Linked DNA regions of Homo sapiens: region 1 is linked to region 2. A link is a contact called in ENCODE Hi-C or POLR2A ChIA-PET data. All regions are on one chromosome and are shown on one strand. Each heading gives the region's core, a stretch centred on a gene start or an enhancer-like site at or near the end of the contact. The rest is flanking DNA. Distances are from core to core; before and after follow the strand shown. Region 1 overlaps DOP1B (DOP1 leucine zipper like protein B). Region 2 overlaps DOP1B (DOP1 leucine zipper like protein B).

Region 1 (5,478 bases), core at 392-2,891, 86 kb before region 2:
TTTTTTTGAGGGGGAGTCTCGCTCTGTTGCCTAGGCTGGAGTGCAGTGGTGCGATGTCGGCTCACTGCAACCTCTGCCTCTCGGGTTCAAGTGATTCTCCTTCCTCAGCTTCCGAAGTAGCTGGGATTACAGGCGCCCACCACCACATCTGGCTAATTTTTGTATTTTTTTTTTTTTTTGAGATGGAGTCTCGCTTTTGTTGCCCAGGCTGGAGTGCAATGGCAGATGGCATGATCTTGGCTCACTGCAACCTCTGCCTCCCAGGTTCAAGCGATTCTCCTGCCTCAGCCTCCCAAGTAGCTGGGATTACAGGCATACGCCACCATGCCCAGCTAATTTTGTATTTTTAGTAGAGATGGATTTTCTCCATGTTGGTCAGGCTGATCCCAAACTCAGGTGATCCAACCACCTTGGCCTCCCAAAGTGCTGGGATTACAGGTGTGAGCCATCGCGCCTGGCCTAATTTTTGTATTTTTAGTAGAGACAGGGTTTTTCACCATGTTGGCCGGGCTGGTCTTGAACTCCTGGCCTCAAGTGATCCACCCACCTTGGCCTCCCAAAGTGCTGGGATTACAGGTGTGAGCCACGGTACCTGGCCTAATTTTTGTGTTTTTAGTTGAGACAGGGTTTCGCCATGTTGGCCAGGCTGGTCTCGAACTCCCAACCTCAGGTGATCCACCCGCCTCAGCCTCCTAAAGTGCTAGTATTACACGTATGAGACACCACGTCCGGCCCAAACCTGCTTTTTAAAAACTAAAAGACTTTCTTTTGCAGAACAGCTTTAGGTTCACAGCAAAATGGAGTAGAAAGTAGTTCCCGTACATCCCATCCTACATACATACAAGCCTGCCGTATTATCAACATCCTGCACCAGAGTGGTACATTTGTTAAAACTGAAGAGCCTCTACTGACTCACTGTTATCCTCCCAAGTCCAGAGTTTACATCAGGGTTCACTCTTGGTGGTGTACATTGTATGGATTTGGAGAAATGGACAATGACATGGATCTACCATTATAGCTCTGTATGCAATAATTTCACTGCCCTAAAAATCCTCTGTGCTTCACCCATTCATCCCTGCCTCCCTCTCCCCAACCCCTGGCGACCACTGATCTTTTTACTGTCTCCATGGTTTTGCCTTTTCCAGAATGTCACATGGTTGGAATCATACAGTGTGTAGCCTTTTCAGACTGGCTTCTTTCACTTAGCAATGTGCATTTAAGAGAACCCGCTCTTTAACCACAAACATTTCTATATGATTACTCTCTTTGTGGGGGTAGGAGAGAGAGAAATAGCCTCTGGGGCTGGTCATGAAATTAAACAAATGAGCAGCTGTGCTAAGCCGGCAGGAAACATAAGCCTATGGGGCAAAGTGAATCGGAGATGGCAGGCTCCAAATAAAGGCATTTGTATCTAACTAAACACAGACAAAAAGGTCTACACAAAGGCAGTGAGGAGCACCAGTGGGTAAGCCCTGTTTTATAAGCATTCAGTAGCAAAAACCACACACACACACACACACACACACACACACACACACACACACACACACACCATAGAAACACATTCATAAACACTCCTGTGAGCCAAATTTGCAGAGCCACAGATGTTGCAAGTAATCTGAAACTTGGTATTCCGAGCTGGCTTAGCTGTCACTAGAAACCCAGATGGTGGTTTCCCATAAACTGTACATGAAAAACAAGTGAAAGTGCTTAAAAGGAAAAAACAAAATCTCTTACTTCAAAAAGGACACACGATCCTATCTGACTTACATTTGAAATAATGGCATCTTGTCAGGTGGAAAAGAAAGCGCTGTGTCCAAGAATTTGCAAGCTGATAAATACAAGATGAGTTCACTCTGGGGTATCTCCCCCACTGAGGGTCCATTTGCATCCGGGACTGAAACTTTCGTTCTGTTTACTTTGTTGGTGCTTCTATAAATTTGCAAAGAAACGCTTGTTATAAATTCATTCAGATCTGTTATAGTCCATTCACCTATGACCTGTCCCTCAGAAGAATTTTCTTTTTAAGAAATTTTTGGAATAGCTGGTCCTTTCACAAGTACTTCAAGATAACAGCATTTAACATTAGACAACTCTATATCTAAAGTGACGTGCTTTAATCGTGACTATCTTTTCCTCTTGTGTACAGATCTTGTACTGCTTACCTCAATGACTCATCTTCATCTTTTAGATCTTCTTCAAGCTGTGTGAATGTCTGAATCTGAAAAAAAAATGCATTCAAGTTACTATCTGAGACAGATTAAATCTACCCAAATATTTTTTTTTACTTATTTTTAAAAATCGATTAATTTATGAATGAATGAATAAGACGGGGTCTTACTCTGTCACCCAGTCTGGAGTGCAGTGGTACAATCATGGCTCACTGCAGCCTCAACCTTCTGCAGATGCAACTTCCCGCCATGCCGAATTAATTTTTGTATTTTTTTGTAGACAAGGAGTTTCACCATGTTGCCCAGGCTAGTCTCGAACTCCTGGGCTCAAGTGATCCATCCACCTTAGCCTCCCGAAGTGCTGGGATTACAGGCATAAGCTACCACGCCCAGCCCAAATTTATATGTATATAAAAAACTAGTAAGTATTATCAAATGGTACAAGTTAGTTGGAATAACTGACAGGGTGAGAGATCAAATATGATCATAGAGTAAAATATTCTCTGTTTAACCAAGAGCTAACCATGTGCTACCAACCTGATTAAAAATAACATTTAGATAAAATGGGATACATAGGAAATAGTACGTTATGTTACTGAAAAAGCATTTTAAAAAGCTCCAACCTTGCTTTCAAACTTACAATACTTGTACTCACCAATTCAGAGACCATTATTGGCCACAATGAAGTCAAATGTTGAGGAGATATTCTTAGCAGCAAAACTCTGAAAAAAAGAAACATCTGAGCAGCAACTATGGATGTCTGTCCAACTCTGAGATTGTCTGTCAGGCGTTCTAAGGAAAGAAGATTGTAAAGATGTTACACAAATATGCAGTTTAGGGTTTCTTATCAGACAAAGAAAAATAAAACTGTGACTGTTCTGACATTCTAGTAACAACCCAGTGTAAGGAATGAGTGTTACAGGCCAGGCTTGGTGGCTCGCACTTGTAATCCCAGCACTTTGGGAGGCCGAGGCGGGCGGATAACAAGATAAGGAGTTCGAGGCCAGCCTGGCCAATATGGTAAAACCCCATCTCTACTAAAAATACAAAAATTAGTCGGGCGTGGTGGTGGGCGCCTGTAGTCCCAGCTACTTGGGAGGCTGAGGCAGGAGAATCGCTTGAACCTGGGAGGTAGAGGTTGCAGTGGGCCGAGATCACACCACTGCACTCCAGCCTGGGTGACAGAGTGAGACTCCATCTCAAAAAAAAAAAAAAAAAAAAAAAAAGAATGTTAGGAGATGCTTTTGTGCAACTAGTCCACCCCAGCCCTCTTCTTTGTGAAATACAGCAGTTCATGGCTCTTGCCAAACCTAAGGAAATGATTCCCACAGGCCGTCCCCCTGCCACAGCTGAGTAGAAAGACATGAACATCTGTCACCAGAAATCCACTGGATGACCAACAGCCATTTCAATGTTCTTTTAAGAATATGAATGAGGAGACGCAGAAACCAAGCAGCCCATGGTGAGGAATGGACTTACACAATCATATGGACTGGCTGGCAGACAACACCATATTTTGAGGGTGGTGGGTGGGAAGCGGAGCAAGTAAATATAACAGATTTACTGAGTAAGGTTTAAACTTGATGGCCATGACAAAAACTTTCATTCCTATGGAGGGAAAAGTGTTTCAAATAACACTCTCTAGCCCCTAACACTCTCCCCTGCTTCTCCCCTGAAATGTCTTGTTTGTAGAATGAGACTTTTTTTTTCTTCCATAGCTTAAGGTTTCCTAGGAATGTAACAAATTGCTACAGCAAACAGCTGAATGGTAGTCATGCTAGCTAAGATCGGCTGTAGTACATTAGTACATTAGTATATTAGTAATAAATTTTTTTTTTTTTTGAGATGGAGTCTCACTCTGTTGCCCAGGCTAGAGGGCAGCAGAGCAGTCTCCGCTCACTACAACCTCCGCCTCCCGGGTTCAAGCAATTCTCCTGCCTCAGCCTCCAGAGTAGTTGGGATTACAGGTGTCTGCCACCATGCCCGGCTAATTTTTTGTATTTTTAGTAGAGATAGGGTTTAGCCATGTTGGCCAGGCTGATCTTTTAACTCCTGACCTCAGATGATCCACCTGCCTTGGACTCCCAAAGTGCTGGGATTACAGGCGTGAGCTGCCATGCTCAGTCAGTTTTGTGTGTGTGTGTGTGTGTGTGTGTGTGTGTGTGTTTTTGAGATGGAGTCTTACTCTGTCACTCAGGCTGGAGTACAGTGGTGCGATCTCGGCTCACTGCAGCCTCTGCCTCCTGGGTTCAAATGATTCTCATGCCTCAGCTTCCCGAGTAGCTGGGATTATAGGCACCCACCACCACACCCAGCTAATTTTTGGTATTTTTAGTAGATATGGGGTTTCACCATGTTGGCCATGCTGGTCTTGAACTCCTGACCTCACGTGATCTGCCCTCCTTGGCTTCTCAAAGTGCTGGGATTACAGGCATGAGCCACCGCGCCTGTCTTTGACCTTTCTTTTTTGTGGTAAGAGCACCTAAAATCTACTCTCTTGGCAAATTCCCAGTACATATGCAGTGTTATTAACGACAGTCCTCATGTTGTACATGCCTTTTCTAGACTTACTCATCCTCCATAATTGCACCTTCGTATCCTTTCACCTACATCTTCCCAGCCCCCAAAGACGTAAGACTGATGTCACTCTGAGCCGAGACATACAGAGCTGCTCAGCTCCCCATCTCCTTCTCTGCTACTCGATGGTGCAACAGTGTCCGGGGAAAAGGACCCCAAACGGTATCCCAGGAGAGAAGTGTTAGAAATTCTCCACTCCTGTCTCTTTTTTTTTTTTGAGATGGAGTCTCACTCACTCTGTCACCCAGGCTGGAGTGCAGTGGCGCGATCTCGGCTCATTGCAACCTCCGCCTCCAGGGTTCAAGCAATTCTCCTGCCTCAGCCTCCCAAGTAGCTGGGATTATAGGCGCCTGAAACCATGCTCAGCTAACTTTTTGTATTTTTAGTAGAGGTGGGGTTTCACCATGTTGGCCAGGTTGGTCTTGAACTCCTGACCTCAAGTGACCTGCCCACCACAGCCTCCCAAGGTGCTGGGATTACAGGCCACTGTGCCCAGCCTCCTGCCTCTTTTAATTGGGCCCAAACTATTTACTATGGGACACTTCTTGGGAGCTTCTGGATGCATCTACCTCTCTGAGGCAGATGTGGGCATCATCCCTCCACAGGGCATCTCCAGGCAAGTTCAGTGTCCCACAGCTCTGGCAGAGGACACTCTGAGTGCCATCAACCCAGGACTCAGGGGGGCTGGGCCTATCCACGAGCATCCTGGGGACAACGACAACATGTAGGA
Region 2 (5,757 bases), core at 1,398-3,897:
TGAGCCCAGGAGTTCAAGATCAGCCTGGCCAACATGGTAAAACCCCGTCTCTACTAAAAATACAAAATTAGCTGGGCATGGTGGTTCGCACCTGTAATCCCAGCTTCTCGTGAGGCTGAGGCAGGAGAATTGCTTGAACCCAGGAGGTGGAGGCTGCAGGGTGCCAAGATTGCACCGCTGCACTCCAGCCTGGGCAACAGAGTGAGACTCCATCTCAAAAAACAAAACAAAAACAAACAAAAAACCAACAAACATTAAAAAAAAAAACCCAACTTCCAAACCCCAAGTATTTCCATCCTTCCTAACTCATCCCAGCTTATGCTCTCTCATGCCTCCTGCAAACGCAGCTCCTTCAAATGACACTGGCATGCTCCACTCCACAACTGAGAGCAGGTGAGTGGCATGGGCCGGGCACCGCAAATCCCAAGCACTCCACAACTTTGGTTCTGCAGCTGCTTGCCAAAAGGACAACCATGGAAAGCCAAGCTGTCACAAGACAGCACCGCTTTGGTACAATCATCTGAAACTGAAGAGGCAGGGCAGTGACAACAGCACCCTGTACTGTAAACTGCAGGTCAGAAACAGCGCTAAAGAGGGGGCAAAAAAAAAGCCTCGAACCAGCACAGATCATGATCACAGTGCCTGAAACCAACCAAAAGAAATGTTGGTGCTGGGTGCAGTGGCTCACGCCTGTAATCCCAGCACTTTGGGAGGCTGAGGCAGGTGGATCACTTGAGGCCAGGAGTTCAAGACCAGCCTGGCCAACATGGTGAAACTCCGTCTCTACTAAAAATACAAAAATTAGCCAGGTGTCATGGTGCATGCCTGTAGTCCCAGCTACTCGGGAGGCTGAGGGAGGAGAATCGCTTGTACCCGGGAGGTGGAGGTTGCAGTGAGCCAAGATTGCGCCACTGCACTCCAGCCTGGGCGACAGAGCGAGACTGTCTCAAAAAAAAAAAAAAAATAGAAATGTCAGCCAAAAGGGGTGGCTCATGCCTGTAATCTCAGTGCTTTGGAAGGCTGAGGCCGGAGGATCGTTTTATCCTTGGAGGTTGAGACTGCAGTGAGCTATAATCCTGCCACTGTACTCCAGCCTGGGTACACAGCAAGACCCTGGAATTCAATGTGATCATGTGGGTCATGCACGTCGCAAGTGCTCAGTAAAGGGTCCATTTGTTTCCTCCACGATAGGGGCCCTAAGAGGGTACGTCTTCCCCTCTTCATATGGTGACGCTGTGGGTAACTCTTTAATGGGACAGGACATCATGGAAACTCTGTACTATGGCCTCCCTTATTAATGAGCTCCAAAAGAAAAGAAATGTCAATAAATATTTTTCAACTCTTTAAGCCAGGGTTTCTGAACGTCCACCCCACTGACATCTGGGACCAGGTAAGTCTTTGTTGTCGGGGCACCTGTGTGCATTGTAAAATGTTCAGCAGCTCCTGGACTCTACCCACTAAATATCAGTAGCACCCTCCCCACCCCCAGTTGTGACAGCCAAAACTGTCTCCAGATATTGTCAAATGTACCCTGAGAGGCAAAATTACTACTACATTGAAAATTACTGATTTAAATGGAAATATCTGGTGAGCTAGTTGTTGCCTTCTTACAAACCATTTAAAACATTCACCTCTCCTCATCTCCTGAGAAGAAGAGTTTAGTGCTTTCCCTGTTCTAATCTTGTTTTCTTAGTACAGCAAAACACAGCTATGTAGCTATTTCATGGGCACTTAAAAAAAAAAAAAAAGGATTTCTGACCAGTCATAGGTTATCTGCAGACCCCAAAGGGTTAGAAAGCCAGGGTGGATAATAAGTTCTAACAGGGGCCAAAAGTTTCATTCCTTATGGTTCACTAAAAAGCACACACCAGGGACAGCCTCCACCTACATGAAACCTGTGAGTCATCCCAGCCTTCACCAGCTCAACCTAACTCACCACTTTGCAATTTCTACCCACGTGCTCATCATGACCCCCCCCACTGCACCCTCCCTTTCTGCTCTCTGCACATTTGTTGGGGTGTTTCACTCAATTCCCAAGCACTTTTTTTCTTTTTTGAGATGGAGTCTTGCTCTGTTGCCCAGGCTAGAGTGCAGTGGTGCGATCTTGGCTCACTGCAACCTCCACCTCCGAGGTTCAAGTGATTCTTCTGCCTCAGTCTTCCAAATAGCTGGGATTACAGGTGCCTGTCACCACACCTGGCTACCCAAGCACTTCTGGGAACAGTTACCAAACCGTCTCAGACTGAAATGGATATAGCAACCAAAAAATCTTGTACAGTCACTTCAATTACTGTGGCTGCAACACACTGGCTCAGAGATTATTGTATAACCTTTCACCTGCATCCACCTTGGAGAGCTGATAACTAATCACTTCTGGGTGCCACACTGCATTTGGTTTTCTGTCACAGCTAAATAGATTCGGTGATTCATGAAGCTTTACTTGGCTCTTGGTTCAATGTCAAGAAATCACAATATTCAGAAAAAAAATCAATGTTAAGCAACTTTAGCAACTGTTCAAATGAACCTTTATTTATCAACTAAGAAAACAAAAACACTCCAACTATTTACACTTCTAGTGTGATTCACACAGATTTAAAAGATCACAGTAAGCTTTAGGGAACTAATGTGTTCATCTGTCCAATGATGGAAAAATCATGTAGGATGTATACTCACATATCTGTCATCAGAACACAAACACAGCAGAACTTCTAGAAAGGGCCTGGGATTAGGAGTCCATTGGCATGGAGTCTGGCAATGTCCTCCAGCTGCCTCCTATGTGACCTGGACCACTCGTTAACTCAACACACACTTACCGAGTCTCACCGTGTACCAGCCACAGGGCCTGGCGCTGGGCTTAAAACCGCAACGAGACAGATTCTGCCTCCTAAGGTAGAAACTGTAAAGGTGGATTCTCCTTTGGGAAATGGAGAGCCAACACCTGGTCTATGTGAGAGCTTGAAATGGTTAAAGTGCAATGTTTTAGTTACATCTGTCAAGTCCTGATATAGAGCTCACGAAATGCACCCTTGGCCACTTCCTAACTAACCCTTCAAACCATTCTGATTACTTGGTTTACTTAAGGCTGGGGGAGCCGTGCAAATGGACCTTGGATTGATTCCTGGGTTAGACTCCAGCCTCCTGCACCCCTCAGTCACAGCTGACACCACAGGAAAGGGTGACCTGACTAGGGCCTCCAGCACAGGGTAATATGAGCAGCGCGTTGTGTAATCACATGGCAGCTTTTACAAGCACAAAAGTCACCAGTGACTGAACATGGGCTCTTAAAACAGGTCCCATTAACAGAGGTGAATCACTGTGGCATCTCTCAGAAGAGTTAATAAGCTGGAAGTGAGTTCTTACTTTATACTTCTCCGGAAACAAAGGTCACTGTGTATACTCAACAGTCTGGTTTTTGTTTGTTTGTTTGTTTTTTTCTGAGACGTAGTCTTACTCTGTCACCCAGGCTGGAGTGCAGTGGTGCAATCTCGGCTCGCTGCAACCTTCACCTCGCAGGCTCAAGCTATTCCCCTGCCTCAGCCTCCCAAGTAGCTGGGATTACAGGCGCACACCACCATGTCCGGCTAATTTTTTTGTATTTTTAGTAGATATGGGGTTTCACCATGTTGGCCAGGCTGGTCTTGAACTCCTGACCTCAAGTGATCCACCTGCTCTGGCCTCCCAAAGTGCTGGGATTACAGGTGTGAGCCACCGTGCCCGGCCATACTCAATAGTCGGAACAGATTCACACTTTCTCCCATTCCTAAGCAGTGACCACACACACACACACACACAAAGCTACATGAACTTTTGTGCATATGAGTGCTATAGATTTCTCCAAGGTGCTACTGAAACCTGTCAAGATATTCTGCTTCACATCACACTAAATTGCCTTCTCAAGCCCTGCCCTGGCTTTGCTTTTTAATTTAGAAGCAGCCTAGTTTAATGGAAAGAAGAAGGACTTTAGAATCTGATATGAGCCGTGTGTGGTGGCTCACGCCTGTAATCCCAGCACTTTGGGAGGCTGAGGTGGGCGGATCACTTGAGGCCAGGAGTTTGAGACCAGCCTGGCCGCCAGAGGGAAACCCCATCTCTACTAAAAATACAAAAATTAGCTGGGTGTGGTGGCACGAGCCTGTAATCTTGGCTACTTGGGAGGCTGCGGCGGGAGAATCACTTGAACCCAGGAGGCGGAGGTTGTAGTGAGCCGAGATCGCACCACTGCACTCCAGCCTGGGTGATAGAACAAGACTCTGTCTCAAAAAAAAAAAAAAAAAAAAGAATCCAATAGATACAGTGGAATAGAATCCCAGCTGTGGGGCTCACTGACTGTGCGACTGGGAAACCTTCTTACCCTCTGACCCTCACCTGTAAATGGAGGTAACTCCTGGAGCAGAGGAATTCATTACACAATGTGATCATGTGTGTAATGCACGCTGCAAGTGCCCAGGAAAGGGTCCCTTCATTTCCTCCACACTAGGCGCCCTAAGAGGGTATGTCTTCCCTCCACACATGGTGACTCTGTGGGTAACTCCGTAACGGGACAGGACATCATGGGAACCCTGCACTATGGTCTCCCTTATTAATGAGCTACATTTCTCTCCGCCTAAAGGATCTCATCTCTCCGGGCTCGGGACTTCCCCTTTGGTAAAGAGACAAGAGAGATTCCCGGGAGGAATTTGAAATCACAACCACCAAGGAAATGTGAAAGAGCAACCCGACCTCCACACCTACTGCTGCTTCCCATGTCTCTGCACTTCCTTCCCCGTGTCTTTTTTTTTTTTTTCGAGACAGAGTCTCTGTTGTCCAGGCTGGAGTGCAGTGGTGCGATCTCGGCTCACTGCAAGCTCCGCCTCCCAGGTTCACGCCATTCTCCTGCCTCAGCCTCCCGAGTAGCTGGGACTACAGACGCCCGCCACCATGCCCGGCTAAATTTTTTTATTTTTAGTAGAGGCAGGGTTTCATCGTGTTAGCCAGGATGGTCTCCATCTCCTGACCTTGTGATCCACCCACCTTGGCCTTCCAAAGTGCTGGGATTACAGGCGTGAGCCACTGCGCCCGGCCCCCTCCCCGCGTCTTATAAAGCAGTGGAGTAAACACAGCCTGGACAAGACGCCCACGCACCTGTCGGAGATCTCGGAGCCCTCTTCAAGGCCGGGCAGCAGGCCCACGATGAAGGCCTGCAGACTGGGCAGGAGCAGCTTCTGCAGTGGGAGGAAGTACTTCTCGTACAGGGTGAGCAGCACCGGCCTCACCGACACCGCCGCGTGTGCCAGGAGAGGAAATAACCCGCAGCTTCGAGAAAGAACGAGAGGGAGCGGGGCAGAAATAAGATACCCAGTCAGAAGTCCCAGGTGACAAGCCAGCCGAGGGGAGTTTTCACAAGCAAACAGCTGGCCATTTAAACTGCTGGTTTCGATGTGTGGGTATGACATGAGATGGTCACAAAACACTGTTACGTAACAAGCCAGCAATGAAGCTGTCCGCACGTTCAGATGCTAAAGTTCCCTTATAGCAAAGTCAAAATGGGGTGCTGGAGAGGATGTGGAGAAATAGGAACACTTTCACACTGTTGGTGGGACTGTTAACTAGTTCAACCATTGTGGAAGTCAGTGTGGCGATTCCTCAAGGATCTAGAACTAGAAATACCATTTGACCCAGCCATCCCGTTACTGGGTATATACCCAAAGGATTATAAATCAAACTGCTATAAAGACACATCCACACGTATATTTATTGCAACACTAGTCACAATAGCAA

What was found. Hi-C counts contacts between places; a loop is a spot of excess contacts on that map. ChIA-PET counts read pairs that join two places held with the same protein, here RNA polymerase II (POLR2A). Pooled maps may share reads with other maps.
Region 1: a loop to region 2 is called in a pooled map, with 2.7 times the contacts of the local background. The contact joins two enhancer-like sites. A Hi-C loop is called at or near these places in 1 of 168 maps with a recorded cell type or tissue (lower leg skin) and 5 of 50 pooled maps. POLR2A ChIA-PET finds 5 or more read pairs at or near these places in 4 of 52 experiments (AG04449, HEK293, PC-3 and 1 more).

What each region holds. Positions count from the first base shown.
Region 1 is chr21:36,285,499-36,290,976 of GRCh38, reverse strand. It overlaps DOP1B (DOP1 leucine zipper like protein B), which reads right to left. Exons shown (of 37, transcript NM_001320714.2): 33 at 2,827-2,963; 34 at 2,166-2,221; 35 at 1,771-1,932. Among named protein-coding and RNA genes, the nearest start is that of MORC3, 32 kb to the left of the region's middle. RefSeq lists a silencer at 1,135-1,184. Within about 2 kb of position 1,641, at least 8 of the 41 ENCODE cell types and tissues checked have a DNase peak (open chromatin) inside an H3K27ac peak, as active enhancers do.
Region 2 is chr21:36,199,866-36,205,622 of GRCh38, reverse strand. DOP1B (DOP1 leucine zipper like protein B) reads right to left here. Exons shown (of 37, transcript NM_001320714.2): 4 at 5,122-5,292. Among named protein-coding and RNA genes, the nearest start is that of DOP1B, 46 kb to the right of the region's middle. Within about 2 kb of position 2,647, at least 11 of the 41 ENCODE cell types and tissues checked have a DNase peak (open chromatin) inside an H3K27ac peak, as active enhancers do.